Regions from separate parts of the Mus musculus genome. Here region 1 is linked to region 2. Evidence: chromatin contacts called from ENCODE Hi-C data. All regions are on one chromosome and are shown on one strand. The core of a region is the stretch at or near the end of the contact, and the rest is flanking DNA. Distances in the headings are between cores, read along the strand shown.

The links. Hi-C counts contacts between places; a loop is a spot of excess contacts on that map.
Region 1: a map of heart shows a loop between it and region 2 (3-fold over the local background). The contact joins two enhancer-like sites. A Hi-C loop is called at or near these places in 5 of 37 maps with a recorded cell type or tissue (adrenal gland, heart and left cerebral cortex).

Annotation. Positions count from the first base shown.
Region 1 is chr1:42,226,348-42,231,227 of GRCm38, reverse strand. No RefSeq gene overlaps it. Among named protein-coding and RNA genes, the nearest start is that of Gm28175, 29 kb to the left of the region's middle. Within about 2 kb of position 1,259, at least 1 of the 3 ENCODE cell types and tissues checked has a DNase peak (open chromatin) inside an H3K27ac peak, as active enhancers do; it is left cerebral cortex, where a contact is called at or near this core.
Region 2 is chr1:41,810,055-41,815,095 of GRCm38, reverse strand. The region is part of intron 1 of Gm29260 (a long non-coding RNA gene); the gene reads right to left. Among named protein-coding and RNA genes, the nearest start is that of Gm29260, 70 kb to the right of the region's middle. Within about 2 kb of position 3,788, at least 1 of the 3 ENCODE cell types and tissues checked has a DNase peak (open chromatin) inside an H3K27ac peak, as active enhancers do; it is left cerebral cortex, where a contact is called at or near this core.

The DNA.
Region 1 (4,880 bases), core at 10-2,509, 420 kb before region 2:
TATGGGAAGATTGGGGGAAGGGCATGAGAACACAGAAAAGAGGGAGGATACAAAAAGGGACTGACTATAGAGCATCTGTAAACCCAGATATGGAAGTGGGAAAAAACACGCTGTAGTGTACGAGGGGCATGAAAATAATTTATAATGGTAAGAAATAGTTACACTGAAAGGGTTGGAACGTCCATAGAACTCTGCTCATCTTTATGAAGTTTCCGTCTTTCCTCCCTTGGAATAGGTCACCTTATACTCTACTGGTGCGTTTCTTTGGCCACTTGTCAAAGCCATGTTGTGATGGAGGCTGGCTCGTCTCGCGCTTTGCCTGCATGGAGGGCGGGCGTCCGGCTGGAGCTGTGCACACACTCCCGCGCGCTCATGATGTCTTGCCTTGGGAACCGCCTTGGACAGAGAGCATTTGTTGATTGGCAAGATGGCTGGGTGCAAAGACTTTGCCAACCCATACCCCTCTTTTCTTTCCAAACTTGGCTCGAAGTTTCCTTTTTCCTGGAAGCTTCTACGTCTGCTCCCTCTCAATTTTCTCCGTTTGGTCCTTTGTGTACACATCTTACACCCGTGCGTCCACACTGCATGTGTTTTATGCTCGGAGTCCTCTTTCCATTTCAGCTTCAGCGACTTGACCAGACTTAAGCCTCTGCCAGGAGGGAGCCGTGTCTTCAGATTCTCCTCTTGCAGTAATATTCAGTGTCCTAAACACTTCTTCTACATTATTTACCAAACGTTTGTGGAGAGTGGTTGTGTGAGACAGAACTTTTCTTTAAAATCTTGCCTAAGCCATAAAAATTGTCCGTGCCTCATTTTATCAATATTAAGAGTAACCACAATGAAGCATTTTTAACTGTTCTATGAAAATTGATGGATAATTAATGGCAGCAATGCAAGATAGTGATTAAGAGGGCTGGCTTTGGAGCCAGGCTGCCTGGTTTGAATCCTGGATCCACTCTGACTAACTGTTCAGTAATTACAATGCTTGATATGTGTCGCTCCGTTTGGGGCATCTGTGGCAGTCTACGACTTTATCACCTGGACGCCATAGGCGATAGATGCTACACTCATTCCCGTTTTGCACACAGGCTAGGCAAAGTACTCACGTGGTGCTTGCTCTCTGTAGTCAACAACGACAAAGCTAAAACCATTCAATGATTTCAAGTTTTTGCTTAACAGCCAGAATTAGAAGAGACGGCTGCGATGTCTGGTTTCTGCAATCTCCCTCCACTTACCCTGCGTCTTCTGCTCCATGGAGCAACGCAAACCTGGCAGCCAGTGGATTCCGCCATGAGCACAGTTTACAGTGAGCGCAGAGATAAACAGAGTGAAGCCTGCCTGGCTTTCTCGCCAACCCTGCTTTCCCTGCGCGCCACATTCCTGTTACAACAACGTCGCAGCCAAGGGCCCATGAAAGGGTTTACCACTGAGATTGGCTGCCCCTCAAACTGTCAGAACCATTGCCAAGTGTTGCTGTCAAATAGTGGCACATCTCTTCCCTCTCAGAATTCTGAGATTCTCTACGGCTTGGGGAAAAAAAAAAAAAAAAAAGAGTCCATTTGTATGTGTGTGTTATTCGTGTTTCTCTCTGTGTGTTCGCAGGCAGTAGAGGTGACTCGTGTTTTGGTCTAATTTATCAGTGCTGATATCAGAGACTAAGCTCGTCTGAACACATACTCAGGAGTCTAGATTGCAGCGTGCAGCTACTGCATTTTGCAAATGCCAACACTGTATTTTCCACAGTTCAGAATTCTTGATGCACCTCTTTTGTAAATACTATACTTTTTTTAAAAAATTTAAATTTAAGGAACATATTTCACATCCATTATTGAAAACAATCATAAGAATATACTTTATTATTCCCAGCCCAATCTATTATTCTTTAAAATGTTTAAGATAACTGAAATTCTTAGGAACTAAAATAATTTAAGATTTTTCACGTACTAATTCTTTATAAACATTTGCTATTGACATTCCAAGACAGCTACAGAGGGACTAGAGAGCTTAAACCAAATGTGACACACACGGCATAAACACAACAATCAACTCTGATTATTTTTTATTTTTAACAAGAATATTTTTCTGGAATGATCAATTATACCCTTTGATTATCAAATACATACCATCCCGTTTGACATTGATAAAAGCTGAATGAAAAGCTAGCATACTATTGAAGCATACATAGCATCCCATATACATACATACAAACCCAGCCCTGGGATGACAGGTATGCATAACCATGCATAGCCTTTTGAAGACATGATGACAATGAAGCTGAGAGAAATGACCTCACGTGGCTTTGCCACATGTGGACATTTGTGTGTGTGTGTGTGTGTGTGTGTGTGTGTGTGTGTGTGTTTCTATGTCTGTATGTGTGTGTGTGTATTTGTATGCATATAAGTATTCCTTTTTATGGGCTTGTGTGTGTGTGCATATGTGTGTATATGTGTGTATGTGTATTTGTATGTATACAAGTATTCCTTTGTATGTGTGTGTGTGTATATATGCCTTTGTGTGCATGTGTGCATATGTATGTGTCTATGTATGTGTATGTATATTTGTGTGCATACAAGTATTCCTTTGTATGTGCTTATATGTGTATACATGCCTCTGTGTGTGTGTGTGTTCTGTAGTGTGCTTTTGGGGTGGGTGCATTTGTGTTTGTGATCACAAGGACAGAGGCCAGAGGAGGAGATGTGTGCCTTCTTCTATCAGTGAACACTGTATTCCCTTAGAGCAAGGTCACTCACTGATCTTGCTAGGCAGGCTGACCAGCATGTTCCACTATGCATACTTGTAATCCCAGTGGGATAATATGGGATAACACTGGGATAATATGTATGTATATGGGATTGTCTTGTGCCCGTCAGTCAGTCCCCAGCCCTGGGATTACAGGTATGCATAGCCATGCATAGCTTTTTATGTGGGTGTTGGGAACCTGACCTTAAGTCCTCATGCTTCAGTGGTCAGCCTTGTGGTCACTGGGGTGTCTCACTAGCTTCATTTCCTTTGATGATTTTTTCCCCTTGAGGTTTTGATTACAGGACAAACAAGGATCACCAAACCTGAGGCTGCTCAAGTCCCTCATATAAAATATGAAGTCTTTACATCTAACCTGAGCCAGTCCTTTTTGGACCATCTGCAGATGACAATGTAGTTGTTACAGTGACAGTATTCAAAATAATGACTAAAAAAATATAACAAAGCAAAAGAGGTCTGCATGTGTTCCATGTAGACACAGTTGAGAAAGTGCTTTAGGCTGTGGTTTGAACGTTCAGATGTGGGACCTGTGGAGAATGTATGCTGTTCATGGTCAGGAAGAGTCAGAGCTTTATACTAGGGTTTTGTCTCTGGTCTGACCTTGAAGCTGCTATGATCTCTTGCCCTCTGAGCCTCACAGTGAGTCATAGGAAACTCATAGGAAATTTTGAGTACAGTGTAGTGTATGGTCAAATTATAGCTTATGGACAAAATATGTACTGCCTGGGTAAATTTGAATTTTGTGAGTAGTGTATCCAGTATCAAGTTGGTGGGGGGGGGGCTGGATTTACATTAAACCTCTTCATTATTTGAAATTTACCAGTACTTGGGTATGTGTTAGTTGTGTTTGCTAAACCAAGCAACAGTAAGTTGAATGTTCACAGAAAACACAAGTCACCCTAGGTTTGCTCAAAGCCTAACTTAATGTGTTCAGGTGTTCTGGTGGTTGAAGCTAACCATCCATTCGTCTTATTCAGGGTCATGTCCTAGAGACCACTGAGGTATGTTGGGAGGAACAGAGCTATGAGTTGGTTGAAGCTGAGTTCAAGCTAAGCAATTTTGTCAGTTCAATGGCATAGAAAAGCTCTACACCTCAGTTTTTAAATGTCTCCCAAAGGCTTATGGTTAAAAGTTTGGTTCCAAGAATGATACTATGAGGAAGTATGGAGCCATTAAGAAGTAGGGCCTAGTGGGTCTTCTTTGTGTCACTGGCGTATGTACTGAAGCTTCCTGGGCATGTAGTGAACACCTGCTCCAAGACTGGCATCTGCCATGATGTGCCCCACCTGCCAACAGCAAAGAGGCCAAAGGACCATGAAGCTGTGAGCCGTAAGGAAGCCTCTGTTCATAAAAGCAGCAGAAAGCCTATGACAACTCTTTCCCTTATGTGTGAGAGTAGTCCCCTTATAATCCCAATCAGAGTGGGGAAAGCTGATGAACTCCAGTTGTGGGAGGAAAGGAAATGACTCTAGTTCTGTCATTAATCCAGAGGTGGATTTCAGCAGCCCAGCTATGGAGGTGGTAATGTAATAGCTTAGATCATTGGACTTAGATCTTTGGAGCTCTGGTGGTCATAGTCTTCAGACTGTGTTGACATTTGCAGTGTTTCTTTCTGAGCATGCAGAATGAACCCTGGAATTTGGAGTGTTAGTATTAAAATTGGAATTTAAACTCCATACTAAACTATATGAATTTGAACATCCTACTCGTTTATTTTTGAAGTTAAATTTTATCTGATCCTTTTCAGTGTGATAATTAGAAATAAAGATTACACGTGGCTCATACTTGTAGCCTGTTTTTATCCCATTCCTCTGTATGTGTGTATAATTCCAGATTACACCTAGGTAAGGTCTGTCTCATATTTAGACAGGTGCCCTGCCAATGAGTTACATTCTCAATCTTATTTTTATGTTTTATAAATTTTATACAACGTCTGGCTAATTTGCTCAGGTTGGCCTTGAATTCTCTTTGTGACTCAGACAGGCCTTGTGATTTCCTGCCTCACTCTGTTGAGCAGCTGGGAAGGCAGAAGACTGGCCTGTGTTATTAGGCTTGGCTTCTGGACTTCTGTATCTATAGGTGAGTGTTACGCTAGAGAACTTGGGCCACAGGCCAAAACT
Region 2 (5,041 bases), core at 2,539-5,038:
TTTGGACTAACCTTAACATTTTACATTTTAAACTTGCAAACTAGCAATAACTTTTCCACAATTGAGGGATGGAGAGAAGGAAATGAAGGAAGGAGGGAGTAAGAGAAAGAAGGACAGAAGGAGAAAAGAAGGGAAAGGAAAGAAAAAAACATTGAAATGACTATGGAGAGAGATGTGGAGAGAAGTAAGTCCCCCCCCCCCCCCAATTTGTTCCTTCTAACTACTGAGGGGAAAGCATGAATACTAATCATCCCCTCTGTCAAATAATTACAACATTCATCAGTCCCTCTGCTTGTAGTTTGTCTGGGACTCTAAGGTAGCCAAACTTCTTTCTAAAAGTCTGGCATGGAGGATCTTTATAAATCTCACTTGCCTGCTTGTCCTTCACCACATTTATTGCAATAAGCACACACTGAAAAGCGTGGTGGCTCATTGCTGATTTGCCCATTCAGTAATTCTTAGAGCTGTCATGGCCTTTGAGCCAGCTGTCCCCTCCCAGCTTGAGAATGGGGGCCTCTGGAGGAAGCAGGGAGGGAGACTGGCTTATTAGACAGAAATTGACAGTCATAGAATGAAGGGCATGAGGGACCCCTCAGAAACTCATGTGGACCATTGTGGAAGGATTAGCAAGGGAGAACACACTTCAGGAGGCCGGTGGTATACCTCCCCAAAGAATACAAATGGGCAGGGAGTGGGAGGTGGGCGGAGAGAAGCCTATCCTTTCAGTTATAGGTTTTATCAGGTCTAATTTGGCATTCGGCATCTTTCCTCAATTTTTTGTGTGTCCATCTCCTGGCAATTCTTTAATATTTATGCCATTCAGGGCATTCTGCACGCTCTGAGGAGCTGGCATGGGCAGTGTTCAATCTGCAGTCTTCTGTATGCATTCAGATTGCGAGCTGTTCCCTAATTGGTTTTCATCCGAGTAATCCCATGGAGAATAAGGTTACATACTGAAAAGGGCCGAGGTGAGCCTGGGTAAAAGGGGACTGCGAACTCCATTCCTGGCCTTATTAGAATGCTCTGAGCATGCGCCTTAGGGAGAAAAAAGATGTCCAGATTTCCGAGGTCCTCCTGAGTCAAGAAGAAAGAACACCCAATAATCCAGAAAGAAAAATAATTCAGGGTCAACTCCCACCCATATTTCTGTATGGTGCAATAGTTGGGAAAATACAGAAAGAATATTTGGTTGAACTAGTAGTACTCATGATCAAAGTCAATTGGAAATACAATTAAATTGAAAAAACTGACCACTTGCAGAAATCTAGATATTTGGACGAAAAACTTTTTTCATTAGCTTACAGAATTATTATCAGTGTTTAAAAATAAAGGCAGCTGAAATTCCTGTTTTATTATTTTTCTAATCATTGTTTGCTTGGGAATTTTGACTCACTGTTAGCACCTACTGAGCACGGCTATAGGGTACAGAGTTCAAATATTCTCTGTGCACAGAGTCCTGTTGCACTGTACGTTGTACTCAATCCTGTTCAAAGGTGATGACAATGAGATATGATTTTAAACCTCTGGAACATTTGATGTAAGTTCGCCTGCATGAAAAAAAATCCAATGATTCAGTATGCATAAATATTCTCTAACTGTCCATCCCTCCATCTTCACTCGCTATAAGCTGCTGTGTCCTCTGTTTTAACTTCCCTAGGTTACAGATATCAGAGTGCATGAGCAGACTGGATGTTCTGGAACTTTCTGCCACAAAATAAGAGAGCTTTGCTTGGTCATCTTGCTAGGCTTTTCAGTAATTAACAATACAGAGTCCCAAGTCAGTCTGGGAACGCAAGTCTGGAAGTAGACTCTCCAAAATAAACAAAAACAGCAAAATCTATCAATCAATCAATAAATAAATAAAAGAAAGAGAGAGAGGAAGGAAGGAAGGAAGGAAGGAAGGAAGGAAGGAAGGAAGGAAGGAAGGAAGGAAGGACAGGGATTTAACTATCCTCCCTCTTGGGAAATATGCCTTACTAAAAAAAAAATTCCAACTGCATAAAACAACACAAAAACCGATATAAATAATTACAGCAACAATATGCTTTGCCAGAAAAATTAAAAGCGCTGTATTTTTAGAATTAAGAGAGCATTAAAACAATAGTTTCAAAACTCAGCCTAAGAGCACAAAGTGAACACCCACACACCCACCCACACACACATACTCACACACACACACACTCACACACACACACTCACACACACACACTCACACACACACACTCACACACACACACTCTCTCTCACACACACACACACACACACTCACACACACACACACACACACACACACACAGCAGTAGCCAAGGACAAGACCTCGCCGTCTCACACTGAATGATTGCCTTCACCTGCTTTTATGTCCCGTCACTTATTTTATGAAGGCTTAACTAGAAGACCTCTCCCTATTCAAGAAGAAAGAATATTTTTCTACCAAGGATCTTACAAGCTCAAAGGCCATTTAACTTAGCTTAGCCATCTGGTTTATTTTGCATTAAAGGAACTTCTCATTTAATTTACCAGTCTATAATAGGTAACTTTTTCAATATGGAGCTAAAGGTCACTATTATATGTAAGGAAAATTAAGCCGACGTTCTCAGTTGCCTTACAGTTCTCTTAGTTCAACTATGCCAATAAATGAACATGTACAACAAGCCGAAGGGCTTTTTATTACAAATTTAATTCATTTCTCTAGACAACTGTGAAATTTGCCATTGACATCAGTCATTACCCCAAGGCGAACTAAAAGATGATCTCAGTTAATAAATGGTCCTTAACAAGGAACGCTCCCATCTCCTGTGATATTGGCACAGGCACATTTTATTAATGCAGGGCTTGCTTCCTGCCAGAACACCAGCATTCACGACTATTTGGTGTGCATGTTTCCTCTTCCTGCTCCTGATATTAATAATTATACAACAGGATAATTAGCAACACAAAGAGACAGTACTATGAGCTTGAAGCTAGATTTTCAGCGCGTTAACCTTCTGGGAAATAAAGAACAGAAGCATAGAGTCGAGCCAAATAACCAATGCAGGTTGATTTCACAGTGTGTAAAAGGCTAATTATCTGTGAAAAGTCTGACCTCAAGTAACAGAATTACAGAAATGTTCATGCATTTTTATTTTAAATAAAACTCAAAGACATTACTTCAGCATCCTAAGGAAATCTGCATAGTCAAGGCACGAGGGAAGACATTTGAAACTTAAACAAAAATAAACTCTGTAGGGTGTGATAGTGTCTGGACATAAATGTTACTGATAGATCCAGGCACCTGAGATTACAGGAAAAAAAAACCAAACAAAAAAAAAAAAAAAAAAAAAAAACCTCATGCATCTTTTCCTACTCTCAGCACACAGCCATCATGATGGGGGGTGGGAACCTCAGTATGCGACAGAAGTAGGTTAAGTGTATTTTGTTTACTGAAGACAGGCTACCATAAAAAAGAGAAAATATTACTACTTCTTTACAGGTACCATATGTAATTCATTCTGATATAGGAATATTTATCCACTAGCAGTAATAACAAACTACAATTTTTGTCATGAAAAAAATAAATTGTATTTGCAAAAAGCAAACACATTACAGACTGTGTAAAAACGCAACATTCCCATTTTCTAGTCAGAGTTCCAATTTATTGAAGTAACAGAGCAGAAAATGCACTGACAGCTGTTACATTTTATTGCGAATTAGTATATAGGTTTTATATCCAGTGAGCAAACGCATGATACATTGTATTCCAGTAATTGCCAGTGGCTTTCAAAATGGAAACAGGATGATCTCAGTGCAATTATGCTCAGGAGAGCACACAGAACAGTCCCCAGCTCCACACTGCAATACTTTAACAATACTAACATTAAGTATATTTATTTCCTTTTAGTTTCCCCAAAATTAAAGATCAAAGAGGTCAAGCTGGATTCAAAAGCATCAGAGGTATTTTTCAACTGCTATATGTGACCCCCCTCATCCCACAGTACAATTTTTTTGATTTAAGTCCATGTAGTAGGATATTGTAGTTCAGGATTCCAGGAAGGTCAAACACCTCCTCCCTCCTCCCATCTCCTCTCTCTGGGTATATTGTATCATTATTTTACTTCTGGGATGTTTCCTCTGTTTCTCTCTTGGCCCCAGAATGTAAGGGGTTAAGAGACGTGAACAGGGTTAAGTTTTGGCATGCTTTAGGAAATGAGCTGTATGCCCCTGGACTCCTCTTTACTCAAAACAGACAGATCGTTTTAGACTCCTTTCCTGTTCTCCCCCAGTAGCTGTTCTTTCTCGCACATGACCATTAGCTACAGTCCTGGGGAAAGAGCCATTTGTTTTCATAAGTGTTAACTCGGATTTCATGGCTCGCCTTACTAATTCTTAGGACTACAGAATTACAGGTACATGCGCTGCAACCTTCTAACCACTCTTCCAGTCAGTTCTCATTTATATGAAGCAAAATTTTGCATATCCTAAGAAGTCTATTTTCCCCTGTTTTTGCAAACCTTTATAACCCACTTCAATTGCTTGGCACCTCCTCCTCTGACGCCTTCCCCACCATCCATCTCTGCTGGAGCCTTCAATAAATCCGGCTGTCTCCTCCCCTCTAGTGGTTGCCAGCCAGCCTTGCAACAGAGAAGCTGGGACTGCAGAGCTCATACATAGAGGGACACTTGTGCTCTTTTTTTTTTTTTTTTTTTTTTTTTTTTTTTTTTTGATTGAGAGAAAAGTGGGGTGGGGTGTGGGGTGGGGATAAACCCAGCAGTCTATCACCGCAGAAATAAAATTTAGCAAGCATTTAAAAGGATATTCTAGCAATGTCTACGGCTTCATCAACACCAACCTGCTGACATAGATTCGCGATCCCAGTCTGTTATTAGTGATTGAATTAATATCGTGTCACAACTTGTATCTGGTTTAATAAAAGAAACCCACGAATACAAGAAAATTGTGAAAAGCACTTAATAGGACTTTCCCCAGCCAAGGCTGGAAGGGAAATTCCATGCAGCTAGAACAACAAAGATCAAGGGCCATGCTCCTTACACCTGGCAAGGTTGTC